Regions from separate parts of the Homo sapiens genome. Here region 1 is linked to region 2. A link is a loop called in an ENCODE intact Hi-C map of the cell type or tissue named here. Cell type or tissue: heart left ventricle. All regions are shown on one strand.

The links. Hi-C counts contacts between places; a loop is a spot of excess contacts. Peaks named below come from ENCODE experiments on the same cell type or tissue, not always from the same donor. Only the 100,000 strongest peaks of a DNase experiment are listed, where the experiment ranks them.
Region 1: it touches region 2 in a loop (2.2-fold over the local background); 2 of 110 quality-filtered maps call a loop at or near these places.

What each region holds. Positions count from the first base shown.
Region 1 is chr10:74,360,801-74,368,800 of GRCh38, reverse strand. All of the region lies in intron 4 of ADK (adenosine kinase), which reads right to left. Among named protein-coding and RNA genes, the nearest start is that of ADK-AS1, 160 kb to the left of the region's middle. In heart left ventricle, no CTCF peak of the experiment used is centred here; no DNase peak of the experiment used is centred here.
Region 2 is chr10:74,290,987-74,298,986 of GRCh38, reverse strand. All of the region lies in intron 3 of ADK (adenosine kinase), which reads right to left. Among named protein-coding and RNA genes, the nearest start is that of ADK, 140 kb to the right of the region's middle. In heart left ventricle, no CTCF peak of the experiment used is centred here; no DNase peak of the experiment used is centred here; H3K27ac peaks cover 1,441 bases.

The DNA.
Region 1 (8,000 bases), 70 kb before region 2:
TAATTAGTTGGGTGTGGTGGCGTGTGCCTGTAAGTCCCAGCTACTTGGGAAGCTGAGGCAGGAGAATCACTTGAACACAGGAGGCAGAGTTTGCAGTGATCTGAAATGGGGCCACGGCACTCCAGCCTGGGCAACAAAGTGAGACTCTGTATCAAAAAAAAAAAAAGAATATTTCAGACAGAAACTTGAAGTAGATTAGTGAATTCTGGTAGAGCTGGAGTGTAAATAAGACCATGAAACCACTAACATTTATCATGATTATGTTAGAAGTATCTGATGTGTGATACCATGAAGAGGTAAATGACACACAGCCTCTACGTAGTAAATGTTTACCCTAGAAGAAATTTAGAAACATTAAGTTAAAAAAAAAAACACTGCAAAAGGTTAACTATAGCTGGGCATGGAGGCTCACATCTCTAATCTCAGTACTTTGTGGGGCCAAGATGGGAGGATTGTTTGAGCCCAGAAATTCAAGACCAGTCTGGGCAAGAAAAACCCTGTCTCTACAAAAAATACAAAAATTACCAGGCATGGTGACATGTGCCTGTAGCCTGAACTACTTGGGAAGCTGGGGCAGAAGAAGCACAGGAGGTCAAAACTGCAGTGAGCCATGTTCATGCCACTGTACTCCAACCTAGACAACAGGTTCTGCCTCCTGCAGAATTATTGTTCCTGGGAAAAAGACAGGGTTAGTTTCCTGAAAACCTCTCCAAACATCATCTTGGTCAACCAATGCCAATACATAATTTCTAAAATGTATGTTTCTGTTTAAAGATTCCGTATTTTAACAATTTATATTTACATCTATATATAATTATATTTAACTATTTATACAGATATTGATACTTCATATTTGATTTATTAACAATAAACTCACAGTCAACAGCAGTGTAACTCATGCCTGAACCAAGTTTGTCTATTACAGATTTTTATTCTCTCAGGTGTATCACAGCCTTCTTATGCTTAGAAACACTAGACAGCATATCTGCACTATGCTTGGGAACCATTTTAAACAGAAAAATCAACAACAAAAAATGTGATTAATATGGCACTAAATACGCATTGAAAAGGACACTTGTTTACAGTATGACAGCTGAAACAAGGCAAACCATCACCTTCTTTGACCTCAGAGAGGAATGAACACATAAGGTAACTCAAAATTTTTGCTTCTCCAAATATGTTTACAAATGACTGCAAAAGCACCGAGTACTGGTTTTGGATTTACAAGTACATTTTAGTGAGTAGGTAAACTCACACATGCAAAGCTTCTGAAGAATGAGAATCAATGACCATGGCCTTTATCAACATTTTATTTAAGTGTCTCTTAACCATTTTTGAGTTTTAGATTCTTTTGAGAGTATGATAAAAATCATGTATCCTCAGAAAAATTCATGTTAAAAAACTGTAATTTCATGGACTTATGGACCTCCTGAAGTCCATTCCAACTGACAATCCATGAAACATAGTTTTAAAGTGCCAGCTTTAAAGACTCTAGGCAAAGAAGTTTTTTAAAGCATTCTTCAAAAATCATTTTAGATATAAACCATTGCTGAATGTGCTGAATATGAACTCTTCATATTTACAAAATAGTCACTGCTATACATTTTCTGAGTGTATAGTGCAACAATGATCAGGGTTTAGCAACTAAATTAAAGCTGGTTTCATGGAGGATATAATGCATTTGCAGTTTTTATGCTTTCTATAGCAAATTTTTCTTATGGAGTACTAAAGAATCTACAGAACATAAGAAGAAAAGCAAGACATAAACTAATTTAGAGCGCTTCTTAAAATGCTCCAATTTGTGGGAATGAACACATACAATGTGTGGTTTCATAGCACATTGATATTTGGGCGTTTTTGTTTTGCTTTCTGAGACAGGGTCTCGCTCTGTTACCTAGGCTGGAGTGCAGAGGCACAATCTTGGCTCACTGTAACCTCTGCCTACCAAGCTCAAACAATCCGCCCACCTCAGCCTCCCAAACAGCTGGGACTACAGGTGTGTACCACCATGCTTGGCTAATTTTTGTATTTTTTATAGAGATGGGGTTTCACCATGTTGCCCAGGCTAATCTCGAACTCCTAGACTCAAGTGATCCACCTGCCTCAGCCTCCCAAAATGCTGAGATTACAGGCATGAGCCACCATGCCTGTATGGCACACTGATATTTATATCAGATTTATAATTTTTTTTTGGTTCTCTATGTATGACATATCTACAAATGTTGATTGTAATCCAGGATCTCTTTAGTCTCAACGAAAATTTTATTTGAAAGACTGCTAAAAACAATTTTATTTCAGATTTGCAACTGACAAATTAACCTAGCAATTGTTTGGAAGTGTTAAAAAGAAAGCAAAAAATATTTTTTTTAAAAAGTAAACATCACAGAAATAAGTATCAGCAATTTGTTCAATATCAACCAATGAAGGCTACTTAATTGGCAGAGGAAATGACACCCTTTTATTAATTGCATTTTAGGTTATAAAGAAATGCTAAGCAGAGTGTTCTATATTAAAACTTTCAAGACGTACTATTTTAGTATAAAGACTTAAAATACTTTACTATGTTTTAACTACAAAGGATCTAGAGATGCTGATAATATTCAAGTAATTATGAATAACAAGACTATAATAATAGATAACATCAAAAGTCAAAATATGGCTCTGCTTTGATAATCATTAAACCTGGCAAGGTTCCAGGTCTGATCACTTAAAAGGTATTTCTTGGTTAAAAATAAAACTCAAATAAAAAACGGGAAAGTAAGTTGAATATACATTTCTCCCAAAAAGATGTATGCATGGGCAACAGGCACATGAAAACATTTACAATATCATTAGTCATTAGGAAAAGGCAAATCATAAATACAATGAGATATAACTTTATACCCACTGAGTTAGATATTAATAGTATTTAAAACTGGAAAATAAAATAACAAGAGTTAGTGAGGATGTACACAAACTGGAACCCTCATAAGTTGCTGGTGAAAATTTATCTTATTGTAGATGTTGTAGTAGACAGTTTGGCATTTCCTTAAAAAGTTAAATATAGAATTACCATATGACCCAGCAATTAAACACTCTTCCCAGGTATTTGCCCAAAATGAATCAGCCAAAGCATTTAGGTAAGACAAAGAAATAAAGGGCATCCAAATTGAAAAAGAGGAAATTAAATTAGCCTTGTTCCCAGACGAAATGATCTTATACTTAGGAAAACCTAAGGACTCTACAAAAATGAATCAAAATCAGGCATTCAAAAGGCAGAAACAACTCGAATGTCCATCAATTGATGAATGAATAACAAATGTGGTATAGCTATACAATGGAACATTATTCAATCAAAAAAATGAAGTGCTAATATATGCAACAAAATGGGATGCACCTCCACGACATTATTCTAAGTAAAAGACCAGACAGAAAAGGTCACATATAGTGATGATTTCATGTATATGAAACCTCCAGAATAGGTAAACCCACGGACACAGAAAGCTGATTAATGGATGAACGGGGCTAGCTGGAGGGGAGAATGACAAATGACTGCTTGATGGGTATGGAGTTTCCCTTTGGGGTGATGAAAACTTAGAATTATTTAGAAATTATGGTTGTGGTTGTGCAGCATTGTGAATGCAGTAAATGCCACTGAATTGTATACTTTAAAATGATTTCACATTATATAAATTTTAAATCAGTTTAAAAGTTTTCTTAATGATAAGGCTGTTTTTAACCTAAATGTTAACATTAATTACTGAAGCATTGTAAGGAAATGGTATTACAAAATTTGTTTCTTAGTAGGGTTTTCAGTAGCTCTATGGAACACAGACTGGAGGACAGCCAGGCTGGATGTACGGAGAACAGAGGAAAATTGTCCTGTAATCTAAAAGAGAAGTGAATAAACTGGAGAAAGGGAGAAAGAAAGTGTCAGGAAAAGACTGTGGGAAGTAGTGATCACTACTGTAGATTCTGTAAAACTCCCAGGAAGATAAAAGAGAAGAAATCACAAGTAGTACCTGACACTCCAGCTTAGTGTTAGAATCCATTGGAATTCATTTGAAAGAGGTTGCTAGAACACACACACACACACACACACACACACACACACACACACACACACACACACACCATAGCCTTTGCCTAAAGATAAAGGAAAGGAAAGGAAAACATTAGAAGAGCTGTAAGAGTAGGAATTGCCAGCTGTGGAAAAGGAAGAAGAGGAGCCAGAAAAGAAGAAAAACCTGAGGGAAAAGGTATCACATAAGCTAAGCAAGACAGGAAAAGTTTCAGAGTTATGGTAAGGTCAACACTGATAAATGCCAGAGATAAGTCAGACAAGAACTGAAAAGTGTTCACTGGATTTGGCAACTAAAAGGTCATGGGTGACTCGTGCCCACTGGATTTTAAAAACGTGGTGAGAGCAGCTGAATGCATCAGAGATAAAGAAGTGTGAACTACACTGTCAAGAAATTCAGCTGAAATGAGGATAGATAAGGCGAATGTTGGAGAGTTTGCCTGTTTGTTTCAATAGTGGGATAGGAGCACATTTACAACAAAGTTAGCAAAGATCAAGAAGAGAACAAGGTTTGAGATTAGACTCAAGGCATGAGAAGAAAATATAGATAAAAGGTTTTAAATATAGAAGGAAAGAAGGGAAAGACCTATTCCTCAAATATGGGTAGCAATAAGAAGGTACAGGTATGAATTGTAATTAAGTGTGGTTATGTATAATACACCAAAAATACTTAATGATTCAAATGATTGCTTACTAGAAGTTGAAAAGTTATCTCCTGTGGGTGTGTCTCTGAGTCAATGAGACAAGGGGCTCCAGACTCCATGCCACAGATCCCAAGGGAGGCCCCAGACTCAGCCTCAGCTCCTCCTGCTGCAGTAGGGGATGCATCCTATCTGTGCAGAAACAGGAACCTGCTGGGAGATGGGTGCCCATTTGAGCTAATGAGACAGGCACGCCAACCTCCATCCCACAGCAGATCCTCAGGTGGTCCATTCTCAGCTCTGACCCTTCTTGCTGTGGTCTGAAAATAATTCTGTGCAGAGATCTGCTGGAAGAGGGGTATCTGTCCGGGCAAACAAGACAGGCTCTCCAGATTCTGCAACACAGGAGATCCTGAGGGAGCCCAGTCTCAGCTCCAGCCTTTCCTGCTGCAACCAGGAAACTATCTTGTCTACAGGGTCTACTGGTGAGATGCATGCTCAGACCAGGTTCTCCAGCCACCATCCCACAGCAGATCCTGAGAGGGTCCAGTCTCAGATCCAGACCCTCCTCCTGCTGTTAGGGAACCCTCCTGTCTATGCAGAGACCTGCTGGGAGACATACGCCCATCTGAGCCAACATGACAAGCACATCAACCTCCATCCAACAGCAGATCCCAGGGTGGTGCAGTTTCAGCTTTGGCTCGTCTCACTGCAGTTGGGGAAATATCCTGTATGTGCAGGAACATTCAGGGCGATGCACACCCCTCTGAGCCAAGACCAGGCTCTCAATCCTCTGTCCCACAGCAAATCCCAAGGGGGCACAGTCACACCTCCAGCCTCTCCTGCTGTAGTCAGGGAATCATTCCATCTATGGAGGGACTTGCTGGGAGACACACGCCCAACTGGATCCATGTGACAGGCATATCCATAGTAGATACTGAAGGGGCCCAGTCTTGGCTCCAAGCCCTCTTGCTGCAGTCAAGAAACTGCCCAGATACTGGGACCTGTTGGGTGATGCATGCTAATCTGAGCCAATGAGGTGAGCCAATCAGCCTCCTTTCCACAGTAGATTCCAAAGACGCACAGTCTCAACTCCAGCCACTCTCTTTGTAGTCAGGGACCTATCCCATCTGTGCAGAGATTTGTTGGGAGGCATACCTATCAGGACCACTAGGAGAGTCTTCTGGCTTCAGGTGTCTGGACAGCATTCCCAGGCAGCCCAACTACCTCCCTTGGGTCTTCCCGAGGTCCATCTGGGCCAGAAAGCTGTGTCAACCTTGGTGCCCTTGCAGGACTCAGAAAACCTGGGCTTAAAGCATACTCTAGTGCTGAGATGGCTGTAATTGGTCAGAGGCTCAGAGAATGCAATAGTAAGTCAGCTTTAGAATCCCTGGAAGGCCTCTTGAAGAAGGACAGGCACAAACAAAGCCAGGCTGGGAAGACTAAAATAAATTACAAATCCCTCAATGCTCAGACATCATCACACTTCTAAAGCATTGAGAACATTTAGGGAAATACATCACACCAAAAGAACAAAATAAGGTACCACAGACTAACCTGAAAGTGACCGAGATATGTGATCTCTCCAAAAATTCAAAATACCTGTTTGAAGACAGCTCAAAGAACTTAAAGAAAACATGAAGAATCAATTCAGAAAATTATGAAAGAAATATAAGAGACTCAAATAACTTTTTTAAAAAACCAGAAATCCTGCAACTAAAAAAAAAAAATTAATGAAGCGAAAATCTCAATAGAGAGCAACAGAAGCAGAATTAACCAAATAAAAGAATCAGTGAGTTCAAAGAAAAATGATTAAAAATATGGTGAGAAGAGAAAAAAAAAGAAAAGGAAGCAAGCAAGCTTACAAAATCTATGGGACAACATCAAAAGGGCAAATATTCAGGTTACTGAAGTCAAAGAAGGACTGAGAAAGACAAAGGGGTAGAAAACTTATACAAGGAAATGATAACAGAAAACTTTCCATACCTGAAAAAAGATATAAATATTCAGGTAGACTAAGGTCAAAGATCACTAATTAGATTAAACACAAAGAAGACTACTCTAGGACACATTATAATCAAACTCACAAAGGTCAAAGGCACAAAGAAAAACTTCTGAAATCACTGAAAGGAAAGAAGTAAATAACATGCAAGGAAGATCCAATATGCCTGGTAGCAGACTTATCAGCAGAAACCTTATAAGCCAGGAAAATGTGGAAGAATATATTTGGAATGCTGGTGGAGAAGAAACTGTCAACCAAGATTACTGTGCTCAGCACAATTATCCTTCAAAACTGAAGGAGAAATAAAGACTTTCTTAGACAAACAAAAGCTGAGGGAATTTACCATAATCAGACTTGTCCAATAAGAAATGCTTTAAAAACTTCTTCAAACTGGAAGAAACACTAAAATGAGTGTTATATTAATATTGTATTTGCAGTGTTTAAAACACTAATATCTGTAGTAAGACGACTAAAAGACAAAACTATTAAAAATAATAACTACAACAATTTGTTACAAGATAGGCAATATAAAAATGTGAACTGTGACATCAGAAATTCAAAATGAAGGGGGAGAAGGAAGTTAATGTTCACTTTTGTGTGTTTTTTTTCCAATCAAAGTTAAGTTGATTATCAGTTTTAAATACTTGCTATAACTACAGGATGTTTATTTATAAGCCTCTTGGTAACCACAGAGCAAAAATGGATAAAAAGCAATAAATTAAAATGTACTCTTAAGAGAAAATCACCTAACCACAAAGAAAGACAGTAAGAAAAGAAGCAGAAGAAAAGTTAAAAACAACTAGAAAACAAGTAACAAAATAAGAGTAGTAAAACCTTATCTATCAATAATACTGAATATAAATGAACTAAATGCTCCAATTAAGACACAGGATAGGCCGGGCGCAGTGGCTCACGCCTGTAATCCCAACACTTTGGGAGGCCGAGGCGGGTGGATCATGAGGTCCGGAGTTTGAGACCAGCCTGGCCAACATAGTGAAACCGTCTCTACTAAAAATACAAAAATTAGCCAGGCATGGTGGTGCACGCCTGTAGTCCCAGCTACTTGGGAGGCTGAGGCAGAAGAATCGCTTGAACCAGGGAGTTGGAGGTTGCAGTGAGCCGAGATCACACCACTGCACTCCAGCATGGGGGACAGAGTGAGGCTCCATCTCAAATAAAACCCAAATAAAGACACAGGGTGGGTGAATGGATTTTAAAAACAAGACCCAGATACATGCTGCCTACAAGAAACTCATTTCACCTATAAAGACACATAGATGCTGAAAGTGAAGGGATG
Region 2 (8,000 bases):
AACCACTATCTTCTTTAACTGACTACCGATGTTACACCCAATGTCCTCAATTCACTTTTTTGTTTTTATTTTAGAGATGGGGTCTTGCTATGCTCCCCAGGCTGAACTCAAACTCCTGGGATCAAACGGATCCTCCCATCTCAGCCTCCCAAGAAGCTAAGACTACAAGTGCACACCACCATGCCTGGCTAATGTCCTCAATTCTGGTTTGTTTTTGTTTTTGTTTTTTTGGGGGGTTTTTTTGGTAGAGATAGGGTCTTGCCATTTGTCCAGGCTGAATTTAAACTCCAGGGCTCAAGTGGATTCTCCCACCTTCACCTCTCAAAGTGCTGAGATTACAGGCATGAGCCACCACACCTGGCCTAAAATCCTCAATACTCTTTTTATTTTTATTTTTGAAAAGATAGGGTCTCACTATGTTGCGCAGGCTGGTCTTGAACGCCTGGGCTCATGTGATCCTCTTGCTTCAGACTCCCAAAATGCTGGGGTTACAGGTGTGAGCCACTGCAACGAGCCTAATGTCCTCAATTCTTAAAGCAACTATGGTCACCAAATGGCTAATGATATTTTTAAAAATGTAATTTTTTTCTGAAAATATTCTTTAGCTGCTACAATGAAAATTTACTAACTTACCATTAGTAAATAGCTCTCCTTGCTTTGCTAACAAATGGGTCATTCAAAATCTTATATTAAGTCCAGCCTCCTTTTCAGTGTGAGAGTGAGTGAGAGAAAAAGTGAGTGCATGAAAAATTCTGCTGTTGTAACATATTACATTTCAAATTTTTGAATTTTTATGAGAATTATGTTCCTATGAATTTGGAACACTGTAAGTGCTTAGCCTGGTAATGGCAATATATATTCTATTTCTTTAGAAGGGCATAATAAACCTAATGCTTTACCATCTAATTGGATAAAATAATCCCCAGTCCACTGTGCTTTAAAACCATGAGATTTTCTCCTTTTCTTGTTTTGACATATAGGTATGCCCTAGTAATAAAAAAAAAATACAGTGTTATAGCACAGCAATACATATGGCACTTGAAACACTGTTGAATTATAACTGCATTACTGAGATGTGTAGTATGCCAAGCAGCAGTGTGAAGCAATGAAAATGCCAACTCCAATCTGTGTTGCAACGACTCAATTCTGCCATAGTGGTGGGAAGGCAGCCATAGACAATACATAAAGGAATATGCATCAGTGTCTTCTAATAAACTTTAATTATGAACACTAAAATTTAAATTTCATATAACATTCATGTGTCATAAAATATGCTTTCTTCTCCCAAACATTAAAACATATAAAAACCTTTCTTAACTTCTAGGCCATAAAGAACAAGAGGTGGGACAAATTTAGCCCACAGCTCATAGTTTGCCAACCCCTACTTTAAATAACTCACTTATTCACTTGGGCTCAGTTCGCCCTATGGTAACATATGAATAAATTAATGAGTATTATACCTATCTACTACAGAGAGCTACAATACAGCTCACCAAAGATAATGTGAACAGGTTCTGAAACTGGAAAACAAATATTTAGTGTTAAATTTGTTCTTAAATTGTTTTTTAAAAACCAAGTCTGTTTCACACTCAATATACTATGCTAGGCAATGTGGAGAAAATTATGAAGCATAAAACACAGTCCATATCTTCCATTTTCTATGAGCTTACAATATAAGTGAGAAAACGAAACATAACCTAAAGTGATACTGAATAGTAAATACCAGATGTTGTAAATCCAACTCCATAAATACAACACTCAAATTTACCTAGTGAGATACACAAAGTTATGCACTTCAGAAACTTACTATGCACACACAAAATACAAACACTTCACCCACAAACTCGTTTAATAAAATGTGTATTTCTGCAAAAAAACTTTCCTGGAGCTTGTTCTGTAACAACCAGTACCAACAGTCTATTGCCTTTTAGTGGCTACATAGTTTTCCATTGGGTAGCTACAACCTAGTCTCTAGAATAAACATTTAGGTTATGTCTAGTTTTTTGGCTTTTATAGGTAATATGGAAATAAACATCTTTATACACATAGTTCGTGAATTAAAGAATACTTAAGGGCCGGGCGCGATGACTCACGCCTGTAATCCCAGCACTTTGGGAGGCCGAGAGGGGCGGTTAATGAGGTCAGGAGATCAAGACCATCCTGGCTAACACGGAGAAACCCCGTCTCTACTAAAAATACAAAAAAAAATTAGCCCAGCGTGGTGACGGGAGCCTCTAGTCCCAGCTACTCCGGAGGCTGAGGCAGGCGAATGGTGTGAACCTGGGAGGCGGGGCTTGCAGTGAGCCAAGATGGCGCCACTGCACTCCAGCCTGGGTGACAGAGCAAGACTCCATCTCAAAAAAAAAGAAAAAAAAAAAAAAGAATACTTAAAATTTTGATAAATAATGTAAACTTCTCCTTCAAAGAGGTTGTAGCAATTTATATCCTTATGATAGCTTATGAAAGCGCCTATTCTCTATAACTTTGCCCATACTACTTATTACTGATTTTTAAAATACTTGCCAATTTAATAATAGAAGGTTTATTTTGAATTCCTCATGAGACGATGAACATCCTTTCATATGTTTTACTGCCATTAATATTAACTTTTCTACACATCAACTCTTCACAAACATTGCTCATTTTTAATACATAATTATTTCCTTCTTATTGACTTTTAGAAACTCACTACATATTAAAGAAGTAGGCCTTGGACTTTGATGTAATTGGTATTAAATAATTTTTTTACAAGTTTGTAATTTGTCTTCTGACTTTATGCAAACTTCTTGCCATGCATAAAAAAAATTTTTTATATGGTCCTGTATCCATCTCAAGAATCTTTTTTTAAAAACAACTGTAGGGTTAGGGTAAGGAAAAAAACTGCAAATGAAACCCAAAGAAAGTAAAAAAAAAAAAAAAAGGAGCTAAATACGTGGAAATAGAAAACATACATCATGATCTACAGAGAACCAACAAAGCCAAAGTTAGTTCTTTGAAACGCTAATAAAATTGATGAACTCTTACAAAGAAGGCACAAATAATCATTAGCAGAAATGATAGGTCATATGCATATTTAAAAATCACAGAAAGATACTGTAGGGAAAAGGTTATGCTAACGCATTTTAACACTTAAGACAAAATGTACAAATACTTAGAAAAAGAAATTTTACCAAAGTTGATTTAAGAAGTGAAAAAAAATCTAAAAAGCCCTTTAAGTATTTTTTTTTTAATGGAACATTCCTACAAAGAAAACTCCAGGCTTCAAGGGTATCACCAGTGAATTCCACCAAACATTTAAGAAATAAAACCAATAGAAGTAAAACCAATCATAGACAATATCTTCTGAAAACTAAAAAAAGGGAGGAACACCAAAAAGAGGGTCCATATTAAAATGAAGAACATCGGTTCATCAAAGACACCATTTAAAGAATGAAAGAACAAGTCCAAAAAGACATATGCCAACCAAAAAGTGTCATAGCCCTGAGTACAGAGATTTTTCATTTAAAAAAATTTTTTTTTTTTTTGAGACAGAGTCTTGCTCTTGTCGCCCAGTCTGGAGTGCAATAAAGTGATCTTGGCTCACTGCCACCTCCGCCTCTCAGGTTCAAGTGATTCTCCCACCTCAGCCTCCCAAGCAGCTGGGATTACAAGCACGTGCCACCATGCCCGGCTAATTTTTGTATTTTTAGTAGAAACGGGGTTTCACCATGTTGGCCAGGCTGGTCTCGAACTCCTGACCTCAGGTGATCTGCCCGCTTTGGCCTCCCAAAGTGCTGGGATTACGGGTGTGAGCCACCACATCCAGCCAAATTCATTAAAAATTCTTAAACAGGCCGGACGTGGTGGCTTGCAGATGAATACCAGAACTTTGGGAGGCTGAGGCACGCAGATCACCTGAGTTCAGGAGTTCGAGACCAGCATGGCCAACAGGGTGAAACCCCAGCTCTATCAAAAAATACAAAAATCAGCCAGGCATGATGGCATACGCCTGTAGTCCTAGCTGCTGAGGAGGCTGAGGTGGGAGAATCACTTGAACCCAGGAGGCGGAGGCTGCAGTGAGCCGAGATCACATCACTGCACTCCAGCCTGAGCAACGGAGCAAGACCCTGTCTCAAAAATAAATACATAAATAAATATAAAATATTCTTAAACACCCAATAGAAAACTGGGTAAAAAACTTAAGTAATTCACAAAGAAGTATATCTAATTGATCAACATATAAATAAATTTTTAAAAGCTTAACTTTATTAGTGGTCATGGTCAAGGAAATACAATTAAAACTACAATGATATACCACTGCCAGTTTACCAGTATAACTAAACAGTTGTTTGTCTGAAGATAGAAAATAACAGTGGAAAAACTGGAACTCCCATTTCTGCTGTTCTAAAGATAACACTTTGGGCCAGGGGTGGTGGCTCACACCTATAATTCCAGTACTTTGGGAGGCCAAGGCAGGCAGATCACCTGAGGTCAGGAGTTCAAGACTAGCCTGGCCAACACGGTGAAACCCCATTTCTACCAGAAATACAAAAATTATCTGGGCATGGTGGCGTGTGCCTGTAATCCCAGCTACTTGGGAGGCTGAGATAGGAGAATCACTTGAACCCGGGAGGTGGAGGTTGCAATGAGCCGAGACTGTGCCATTGCACTCCAGCCTGGGCAACAAGAGCAAGACTTCATCTCAAAAAAAAAAAAAAAGAAAGAAAAGAAATATGTGCATATGAGCACCAAAAGACACACCCAAGAATGTTCACATACCAACATTATTTGTAATATGGCCAAACTAGTAACAACCCAAATATTCATCATCAACAGTAGAATATAAAAATAAACTGAGATAAATTCATATGATGGAATAGGACATGGAAAAGAAAATGAACAAAAGCACTGCTATGTTCAACAATGTGGATAAAGCTTATAATGATGAGCCAAAGAAGCCAGAGACAAAAAGTACACACTATATGATTCCATATATTTAAAGTTTAAAACAGCAAAGGTAATCTCCAATGTTAGAAGTCAGGACAGAAGATACCTTTGGGGAAGAAGGTGGGGGTGAGGGGTGCTTCTGGGCTGCTGGCCAAGTTCTATTTCTAGAACTAAATGGTAGTTAAGCAAGTATGTTTACTTTGCAGTAATTCTTTCAGCTGTACACTTATGATTTTTATACCTTTCTATGTATGTTATACTTTAATTCACAAAAAGTTAATAAAAGAATCAATGATGAATTTTGGCAAATGCTCTTCTAGCATCTATGAAAATAATATAAAAATTTATCCAAAAACCTACTAATATGGTACATTAGTCTTTTCTAATCAAAAGATATAAATCACAGAGTAAGGTAAACAGAAGTTTAACATAAAGAAGTATTTTAACTCTAATAAAAGAGTAACTATAAGATATAAGAAAGCTCTATATAGTACCCCAAGGCAGATTAAAAGAGTATGCAATGTTAAAGACTCAGACTCATTGGAGAAGGTGTAGTTCAATAACAAGTTAAGAGAGTAGTTCATTAGTACTAGTGGGTCTGCAGTCACTGAGTGAACAACAGAAACCCTCTGAGAAGCATCGTAAATTATGTTAATAGATACCCTAATTTTGAACAACTCAGCTTAGAATAAACCCCACTCATGTTTCATTCTTTTTATATTGCTGTTAACATAATTTGTAATTTGTGGCTTTTTTAAACATACAAAAGTATAAAAAATATATTTGTGTGTATCAATTCTGTAACTACCTGCCACTTAAATGTTCTTGTTTCTAAATACAACCATTTCACCTGCAAATAATATTTCCTTTTTTTTTTTTTTTTTTTTTTTTTTTTGAGACAGGGTTTCAATCAGTCACGGGGGCTGGAGTGAAGTGATACAATCACAGCTCACTGCAGCCTCAACCTTCCAGGTTCAATCAATCTTCCTGCCTCAGCCTCCTGAGTAGCTGACCACAAGCATGCACCACCACACTCAGCTAGTTTTGTAGAGATGGTGTTTCACCATGTTGTCCAGGCTTCCTATCTTTACTATTTTTAAACCTTTCTCATTTTTATTAGAGTGTCATTATCTGACTTACGTTTTTAAAATGTCCGCCAATCTGTTGTGCTGACAAGATATTGAAGGCAGCAAAGGTGGAAAGAAAGTAACTAAGAAGCTACTGCAAAAATCTAGGCAAAGGATGATGGTGGCACAAAAGAGAGGTGGGGGTACAGATGACTTTAGCGATTTAGATGGTATAAGTGATCAGATTTCAGGATATATTTCACAAGTGGTGCCAGTATAATTTCCTTAAGGATTAGATGTGGGATATAAGAGAAAGAGGAAAAACAAGAATGAGTCTCAGGTTTTTATCCTGAATAACGAGAAGGATAAAACTGCCATCAAGTGAAATAGAGAGGGCTGCAGGTGGAACAGGTTTTAGAGGAAAGATTAGGAGTTCAGTGTTGGGACACATTAGGATATCAAAAATACAAGCAGATTCATTAAATAGATGCTGAAAGAACAAGTCCCCTAACTTCTCAAACATGATTAACTCTCCAATCCTCCAATATTGCTATGACTAAGGACACAGAGTGCTATACTACAGGGCACACTCTACTTCACTGCAAAGAAATGATTCCTTGACATACAAAAAGGATAGAGATTTGACAAAAGGTGTCATCTTCCCATCACAGAAACAGGCCTATACACCGACTACCACATGCAGGGAAAAACAAAATGGGCTCTTCTAACACAGAACCAAAAGACCTAAATTCCCCTCCAGTATATTCCATATGATCTTTGTAATGCAAAAAAATGAGTAAAGGACTGGTATTCTTGGTATAGTAGACAATACTGAGCTCCCAAAAGTTTCACAACAGAGGTAAGTAGGTAGGTAGGCAGGTAGGTAAGTAGAGAGGGAGAGAGATGTTAAATAAATACATTTGAGAAAAAGAAAAAAACAATCCCACGGGCTCATGATTCTAGTGATGCAGTCATTCTGTGTCCCAGGGAGACCTGACAAATTTACCTCAAAAATGACATCTTGGATTTAAAATCTGAACTCTAGGACTTTAAAATTTCCTGTTTTACAATATGATACACTTTTTTCTTTGTTCCATGCTACCTCCTTTCATTCCTGCAAGAAAAGTCACGAAGAACAAAATACTGTACAGATGAGAAAACTGAAGCGTGAAATCATTATGATACACATAATACAAAGGTAGCCAAAATTAGAATCAATATCACATCCTTTGCCAACTGTCTACCCCTCATAGAATATCTAGTATGGTAAAGCTATCATACTAAAGTAGATATAAAACAAGATTATAAAAAGTTACCACATGTAATATAAAAATATTTGAAAAAAAATCAATACTTCAATAATCACAATATTCTCCCCAGTTACTGACAATTATCATTAAGATTTGACCACTGCTGTACATCCTGCATATAAAATAATTTCATATGGTTTATGCTTGCTTTCCACTTACCTATAACTCATAACAATCTATATAATGTTTTGGTAGAAAATGCTTTCTTTTTGTTATATGTGACATTAGGGTTTTGTTGTTATTGTTGTTGTTGTTGTTGTTGTTTTTGAGACGGAGTCTCACTCTGTCACCCAGGCTGGAGTGCAATGGTGCGGTCTCAGCTCACTGCAAGCTCCACCTCCTGGGTTCACGCCATTCTCCTGCCTCAGCCTCCCGAGTAGCTGGGACTACAGGTGCCTGCCACCACACCCGGCTAATTTTTTGTATTTTTTATTAGAGACAGGGTTTCACCGTGTTAGCCAGGATGGTCTTGATTTCCTGACCTCGTGATCCGCCCACCTCAGCCTCCCAAAGTGCTGGATTACAGGCGTGAGCCACCGCACCCAGCCTCTTTTGTTTATTTTTATGAGCTAAAGATAATAATGAGCCAAAAACTCCTATATTCTTTAGTACGTATTTTACATATGGGCAATAAAATATATTACAAAACATTTTCCATTTTAAATTATTTGGCAAAAAATCTCCCATAGCACTTATT